Linked DNA regions of Homo sapiens: all the other regions are linked to region 3. Evidence: chromatin loops called from intact Hi-C (ENCODE). Cell type or tissue: MCF 10A. All regions are shown on one strand. Region 1 has its middle 310 kb from the start of LINC01078. Region 2 overlaps LOC105370259 (a long non-coding RNA gene). Region 3 has its middle 220 kb from the start of LINC00347.

Region 1 (2,500 bases), 160 kb after region 3:
ATGACCCGGAAATTCTACTCTTAGGAACACCCAAGATAATTAAAGCCATATGTTTACACAAAAACTTGAACATGAATGTTTGCAAAAACATTACTCAAAATAGGCAAAAAGTAGAAAAACTCAAATGTCCATCAACTGATAAATGAACAAATATGGTGTATCCATATAATGGAATATTATTCAACTGTAAGAAGAAATTAAGTACTGATTCATAAAACAATACAGAAACAAAATGGAATGTTTGAATAGGAAAATACATAGAAACAAAAAGTAGTCGCCACGAGCTGGGAAAAGGAGGAAATTGGGAGTGACTGCAAAGAGTATGGGTTTCTTTTTGTGGTGAAAATATTCTGAAATTATATAGTCATGATGATTGCACAATCTTTAGAATTTTCTAAAAACCAATTAATGTGTTCTTTAAACAGGTGAATTTTATAGTATGTGAATTATATTTCAAAAATAATTAAAATATTTTTAAATGACCTACAGCTACCTATAACATAATGCTTATAAAAGTAATTTGAGTTATAAAAAATTAAGTCATAGAAGGCTGTAAATGTTTCCTTTTTTGTAAAAATTAAACAGAAAATCTAAAAGCCAAATAAATACAAATAAAATTCAGCAATCTATTTACTCATGGGGGTAGCATAAAGGTATATGCAAAGCTAATGGTAATGTTTTTATTATTAAATATGGTGGATGCATGCATGTTAATTTTATAAGAATGCTTCTTACCAAACATACATGCTCTTATATGCTTCAAATATTATATAATAAGAACATTTAAGTGATTTGCTTTTCAATTTTATGTGGCTGGGGAATAATAGTGCCCCTAATTAACACAGTGGGCTTAAAAGCAGATGACATGTCATGTTATGATATGGGTCAGCCTTTCTTTAGTCAATCTGCCCCACCATTCTTCCTCTAATGATTACTCCTCCTGAGTCACTCAACTGTTGTTGATCAGCCAACTGAATCAGGAGTTGGGCTTTTTATAGATCTGGAGCATCAAAGTGAGTCATCTACTCACTGCTGGCACAGTTCATTTCCAAATCATCTTCCACCTCCTCAGCTAAAATTAATCTGCCTATTATTTTATCTAAGCCAACGTCATTATTCTGCTATAGTTAAAATTTAAATCATAGTATCCTGTGATTAATTCAACTTAAATCATGATATCCTGCGATTCCCAATTTGTTGAACAGAAGCATTTCCGTGCTTTATGAGAAAGTGATTTACCAGACTAGAACAACAATACTGCTCATCTTTAATAGTCAAACTGAACTTTCTTTTTAGAAAGTAAGCCCATGACAGTCATCTTGAAAGACATGTTTGCTTTTAATTCTAGAAACTTCCCTTTATGTCTTTATTATAAGGGTAATGCTACACTAATAGAAGAGGCTGTAGCAACCCTTCTATGTTTGTAAGGAGAGCTAAGGAAGGTTAAAGAAAGGAGGTGAGAAGTGAAAGTTCTGATTTCCAGCCATAGACTCAGAAGGGTAGAATTATACAGAAATATATATATACAAACACACACACACACACACACACACACACACAGAGAGAGAGAGAGAGAGAGAGAGAGAGAGAGAGAGAGAAATGAGACGTTGGCTGTGTGAGATTGCAGACCTTCTAATAAAGGAATCACTAAACTGGCACAAATTACCAAAAATAAAATTATTTAATAATGTCTCTGGAAATTGAGCTAAGAAGAGGCAATAAGTTGAGAAGCATTTATAAAAAAAAAAAAAACTTCAGAATTTCAGTAAGAACAGTGGTAGTCTGTGGCACTTGAGCCAGAAACTGCTGTCATCACCACTCCCAACTTTTAGTCAGTGTTGCAGGTTTATTTTAGGCAGGCAAGGCCAAGAAGAGGGTGGCATTTTTCACCCTACTCCCTCCATTACCTCTCAGCTGTAGGGCAATGGTTTCACTCTGGGAGGGGCAGATAAGGCTCCCTTATAACCTCCTTCAAGATCTATGTTCCATATAATCTACTCCAGAAGGGTTCAGCTAAGATAGCTCTCTGCCCAGCTCTCACTCATAGGGTGAAGGCTTTTTCCTGGTCAGACACTGCAAGCCATGAACTGTAGGCCAAAGAGACTTAAGGCTTCTATTGCCATGCTTATAGGGTAGAAGTTCCATACTCTTCCAAAGGAAAATAGGGACTACCATACTGCCTAGCTCCAACTTAGGGTAAAGGAGTCAGTCTGGGAGAAGCAGACTGTATCTCATCCCATCCATGCACTTAGCTCCAGCACAATGAGCAGAGCTTCTGCTCTGGGGAAAGCCAGACTTGAGGACTGCCAGCTCCACAGCACTGCCTGAGGGAGCTGACTTAATTGGAAACAGAGTATAGGAACTCCTGTCTGGAGGCAACCTTCCTTAAAAAAATAAATAAAATAAAAAATAAAAAATAAATAAAATGAGGTCATAGTGGTAAACAATTTAAACAATTAGGGAAGCAATTGGATACTGATAGCAGCAAACAAAACAACAG
Region 2 (2,500 bases), 480 kb before region 3:
TACATGCAGGCAGCAACTTGTTTCTTACCTGAAATACAGCCATTTCGGCCCAACTCCATATTATGGCAGAGTTGACAGATTTATAGTCAACATTCTGTATTCTTTTGTCATTTCCATCATTTTATTTGTCTTTGACAAGTAGAGAAATTTTGAGGTAGAAAGTAATAGGTAATAAGGGAAGGGAAAAAATGTAAATAAATTCCCCAAACAGGAAATGACCAAGGCAAATATACTCTACAGCAGGATTCAAAATTTTACATTCTATATAGAATGATTTTGACAGATGACAATAGACAGTGAAACAGAAGTTTAAAGAGAGAAAATAAAATAAGGCCAAAGACCCAAAGCATTTTATTTAGGCAAAGTTGTGTGAAGTCCCAGAAACTAAACTGGGAAAGGAAGAGATATATCATTAAAGGACAGCCACCTTATATCGGAGCCCTCATAAGTTAAAACAAAATCCTAAGAGTTAAAAACTTGAGTGGGCTCTCTTGTGTATCCTTGATGTAGCTGGAGGCCCTATATTATATAACAGTAACAGGATACAGGATGACAGTTCCTCACAGACTACAGTAAATGTGATTAAATTATCTCATCAGCTTCATACTCCTGAGTATTTGTACAATGCCAGAAAACCATCCATTAATCTGACCTGTCTGCTAGACCCCCAGACAGCATGGGCTAGAGGTATTAATATTCAAAGAAATTTCCCTCTCAAATGGCCAATTGGAGGGATTCCAAGTTTAGTCTCTGCAGCCGTTGACACCACGAATGAGACACGGAGAAATAATAAGGGGGAAAGAATAAAAGCTAGAATAAAATTCAGAAATTTGCTTGAACTCAGCCACAGATTCTTTTTCATTCCTTTCCACTGACCTGATCTAATTCCAGCAGCTATTATCCCTGTGAAACACTGCCACAGCTGAATTTATTTTTATTTTGTCTGCTCAAAGGCAATGCAAAGCGAATTTGAGAGCACATCACCTTCAGGGAAAAGACTGCCGCATATTACTCACTACCTCCCTCCACCCCTCTGCGTGAAAAGGTTAATTTGAATAAGGCTGCTGCTTCCACAAATAGAGCAGTAACCAGCACACAGAGGAACCGCCAATGAGACTGTATTTCAATGATGTCATACTTATACCTGCCTCTTATTATTTGCTGAGTAGTGACAATGTGTTCCGTGAATCTCACGTATTATTGGTTAAGAGCCCTGTCATTCTGAGTACTTCTGGAGAGTTTTAGGCATTGCAGTTTCTTTACAAGCCCAGAATTTTTTCAGCTTCTGCACTTCAACAAACTGTTGGAGAAGGCAGAGTATTTTAAACGTTGTTGTCCTGAAGACAAATATAAAAACCTTTATAATTTATACCTGATTTACATGCCATTGGATGCTAGCTCCGTTTGCACAGCAAACGCAACATAGGAAAAGTCTGTTTTTTGTTAAAATAAATGAACAAACAAACAGTTGGACAGAACTTTCACTGAAGTGTTTCTAGAAAGAGTATGCTTAGCTGAATATTGTCCCACTGGCCTAACTGAAAACAAACTTATTCCACTTATTCTACAACAACAATTTTTTGCCCCAGTGAGCAGAGCTTTCTTAAAAAGAACTAGATCTAAAATTTACCAGTTTGTAGGATACAGGGCATTGGAGGAGGGAAAACCTACCTGGTTTATTTTTGTCCTAAGTGGGTTTTATTTTTAAATCAGTTAGGGTTTTGTGCCATTAAATGTGTGCTTCAGGTCACTCAGATTCCTGGGCTTTTCTGAGGAAATGCCTATAAATAGGTTTGAAAACTACACTACCTTATAATGAAGCTGACAGTTAGATAAATCAGTTGTGCATGAGTTAGGAATTATTCAACTAACTGAAACATTCAAATAAATGTTCTGGTCAGCATGAGATGCAAGTGTGATTGGGAGGCCAGGAAGAAGTGTTGGTAGTGATCTTAAGCTGAGGCTCAAAAGTCTCATCATCTGTGGTGGCAAGTGAGGCCCCAAGCATGGCTCTCTGGGCAAAGTCACATCCTCAGAGATATAGACAACAAGGTCAGTCTGTTCATTGTCAGTTGGCGAAGCAGAACATATATGGCGAAGGTTAATCCAGTCCACAGGCAGGGCTGTATATTAAATGCTCCAGTGAGAAGGGCAGGGCATTAAAGGAGCAACTGGATTTTAACCGGCAGAAAAAGACTAGAAAGTGTTCATGTGTAGGAGAATGAGATGAGAAAGGATGACTATATATGGAATAGACCTCCCTGACTGGATATACATATATGTATCTACACCTTAGTGAGAGAAATCTGGAAAAGCAGGCACACAAATCAGCAAAGATGATGTAAATTAGGAAGAGGTAGAAAGCACCAGATATTTTGGGCACCCATACCTCAAATTCAGTAGCTAATATCAACTATTTTTGAAATCAAAATGTCTTCTCAGCTGTGTATCAGAACTTATTGTTTGCAGAGTCTGATCACAGGTTAGCTAGATGTTGTAA
Region 3 (2,500 bases):
ATGATTATCCTCATAACACCCCAATGATGATGAGGATGATGATGAAGAGGAAGAAGATGATGATATGGCAATGAGGATGATGAGGAGAATGACATTTGATGGTTATTGAAGACTTAATAGCATGCTCTGAAATAAGCACTTAACATTAATTATCCCATTTAATCCTCATTACAATTCTGTGCTCAAGGTTATATTCCACATTTACAGAGGAAGAAAATGATGTTCAGAAGGCTTTAAGTTATTTTCCCAAGGTCCATAGAGCTGGGGCTCAAAACCTGAATTCATTTTATTACACTGCTTTGTCCCTCATCAAATGAGTTATTAAATGTAGAAGTATTAAAAAATAAAGCACTATGACAAATCAGATTATTATTACTTACTAAACTATTAAAAAATCTATGATAGCAGTCCTGTTTTCTCTTTATGTCTCTAACATTTTTCTCTCTTATTGCAAAGTGCTTTGCCTTAACCTCTAGTCTATTTGATAAATAAATGACAGTAGAAGTTTCTCGAAGATCATGACTGGATTTTGGCTTAGTCTATAGTTCCCACAGCATGCGACAGTCAGAATTAAATTTCAGTTCTGAATAGAAATAGAAAGTTTTGGTAACAGTATCATGCCATTATATGCAGTTCCAGGCGTAAGGCTTTGTTTCTCTCTAGTGCTAGTCTGTTTTCAAGACAGGATGGTTGTTTTTCTCATCCTTGGGCAAACAACATCATTCCATAAAATATCTAATTAGTATGAATATCTTTAGTATTGCTTCCTGGGAAGTCTGGTATTTTACAAAGCCACGTATTGCTTCCTGTTAAATATATGCTCTTCATATTCTTAAAGAATATTTTTTCTATTGTCATTTTCTGTTTGCCTGTATCTAGAAAAATATTAGTATTTATTAGTAGACGATGATCTTGCCTGCCACTAGCTATAACTGGTTTTACAGTTCAGATTACCAGAGGATGGCAGAGTAACAAAATATATTACAAGGACCATGTTGTGGTCAATGATGATGTCTGCAAAGAATGACTTTCATTTTATTTGAAATAGTCTATGGTCTAGATAAATTTCTTTACTGTGAATCATCTGACTTTAACTTCTGAGATGAAATTGTTCTTATTAAAACAAATTTCACAACCTAGGACTCATTCGATTCTTCAAGGTCAGGGACGACTGTGTCTCATCCTTGTGCCAGTCTCTGCCCTATCATAGCAGCTCAGGAGCCTGAAAAATGCCTGATAAATATCTGTTGAATCCTCCAAGTTCTTAGAGGAAACACATTCTAAGCAGTTCAATACACTAATGGCAACATTCCTCTATCTCCAAGATAACCTGCTCTTTAGGGTTCTCTCACTTCTGTTTTTCCTACCACTATCATGCCAGGCCCGAAGGACCCACCCTCATCTAAGTGTGAACTCAAACATTGTAACCATTTGGTTCAACTTTCTTTAATTTTACAGTATTTGCTATGAGTCGTTTTCCCTCTGCTCCTGGATCTATGCAAGAAACAATCCTTCCCTTTCCTCCAACTGTTAGGAATCATGTTTTTGCTTCTTCCTCTGCAGAGTGAGTAACTCCTCTGCTTTGTTCTTCCCCTTCCTCCAGTGTCAGGTTTGCCTTTTCTTTGGGAATACAAAATATTGCTTTGCAAACGTGTATCTGAATCTCCCACCTTAAATTTAGGCAAGTGTCTTCTTCAAGTCTTTGTTTCTGCTTTATCATGAAAATTATAAACTGTGCAGAAAACAAGACTTCTGTAGAAAAAGTTCAAAGGAAGTTACAAGAGAATGAGGAAAGGAAGATATGAAAAATATTATTCTTGAAAATTGAAGGTTCTGAAATGACCATAACTCCATACAATTAAAAATTAAGAGGTTGGGCGCAGTGGCTCATGCCTGTAACCCCAACATGTTAGGAGGTTGAGGCAGGAGGATTGCTTGAGCCCAGGAGTTCAAGCCTAGCCTGGGTGACATAGCAAGACCCCATCTCCACACACAAAAAATAACAATAATTAGCCATTGTGGTGGCCTGCATTGTGATCCCAGCTACTGAGGAGGCTGAGGTGGGAAGATTGCTTGAGCCAGGAGGTAGAGGCTGCCGTGAGTCGTGTTCGCACAACTGCACTGCACTCCAGTCTGGAAAACAGAGCAAGACACTGCCTCAAGAAAATAAAATAAAAAAGAGGAGTGTGCTTTTATTCAAACATTTCTCTAATTTTATTCTAGCTATAAACCAGTCAAGGTTAATCAGTTGCCTTGTTTTAATTTTATCTTTCCTCAGTGTCTGCCAGGAGAGATTTTGCATCCTTTGGGATCCTCTATCATGTGCCTCATATTTTTGGCATTTATTTAAGGAAATGCAAAATGCTATTGCATCACAGTGTGACAAAAATAGAGTTGCATCTTCACTATCTTCTATAAATTCAGCTAAACATTATGAGAGAATATTTTTCCTTATGCTTATTGCAGGTCGAACTTTACTTGGCAACACACAAAATTAGAG

The links. Hi-C counts contacts between places; a loop is a spot of excess contacts. Peaks named below come from ENCODE experiments on the same cell type or tissue, not always from the same donor. Only the 100,000 strongest peaks of a DNase experiment are listed, where the experiment ranks them.
Region 1: it touches region 3 in a loop (3-fold over the local background); 1 of 110 quality-filtered maps calls a loop at or near these places.
Region 2: a loop joins it to region 3, with 2.9 times the contacts of the local background. A loop is called at or near these places in 1 of 110 quality-filtered maps.

The regions. Positions count from the first base shown.
Region 1 is chr13:74,929,629-74,932,128 of GRCh38, forward strand. No RefSeq gene overlaps it. Among named protein-coding and RNA genes, the nearest start is that of LINC01078, 310 kb to the right of the region's middle. In MCF 10A, no CTCF peak of the experiment used is centred here; a DNase peak (open chromatin) is centred at 993.
Region 2 is chr13:74,289,452-74,291,951 of GRCh38, forward strand. All of the region lies in intron 1 of LOC105370259 (a long non-coding RNA gene), which reads left to right. It also overlaps a transcript of KLF12 not described here. Among named protein-coding and RNA genes, the nearest start is that of LINC00402, 59 kb to the left of the region's middle. In MCF 10A, no CTCF peak of the experiment used is centred here; a DNase peak (open chromatin) is centred at 1,120.
Region 3 is chr13:74,771,114-74,773,613 of GRCh38, forward strand. No RefSeq gene overlaps it. Among named protein-coding and RNA genes, the nearest start is that of LINC00347, 220 kb to the left of the region's middle. In MCF 10A, no CTCF peak of the experiment used is centred here; a DNase peak (open chromatin) is centred at 1,118.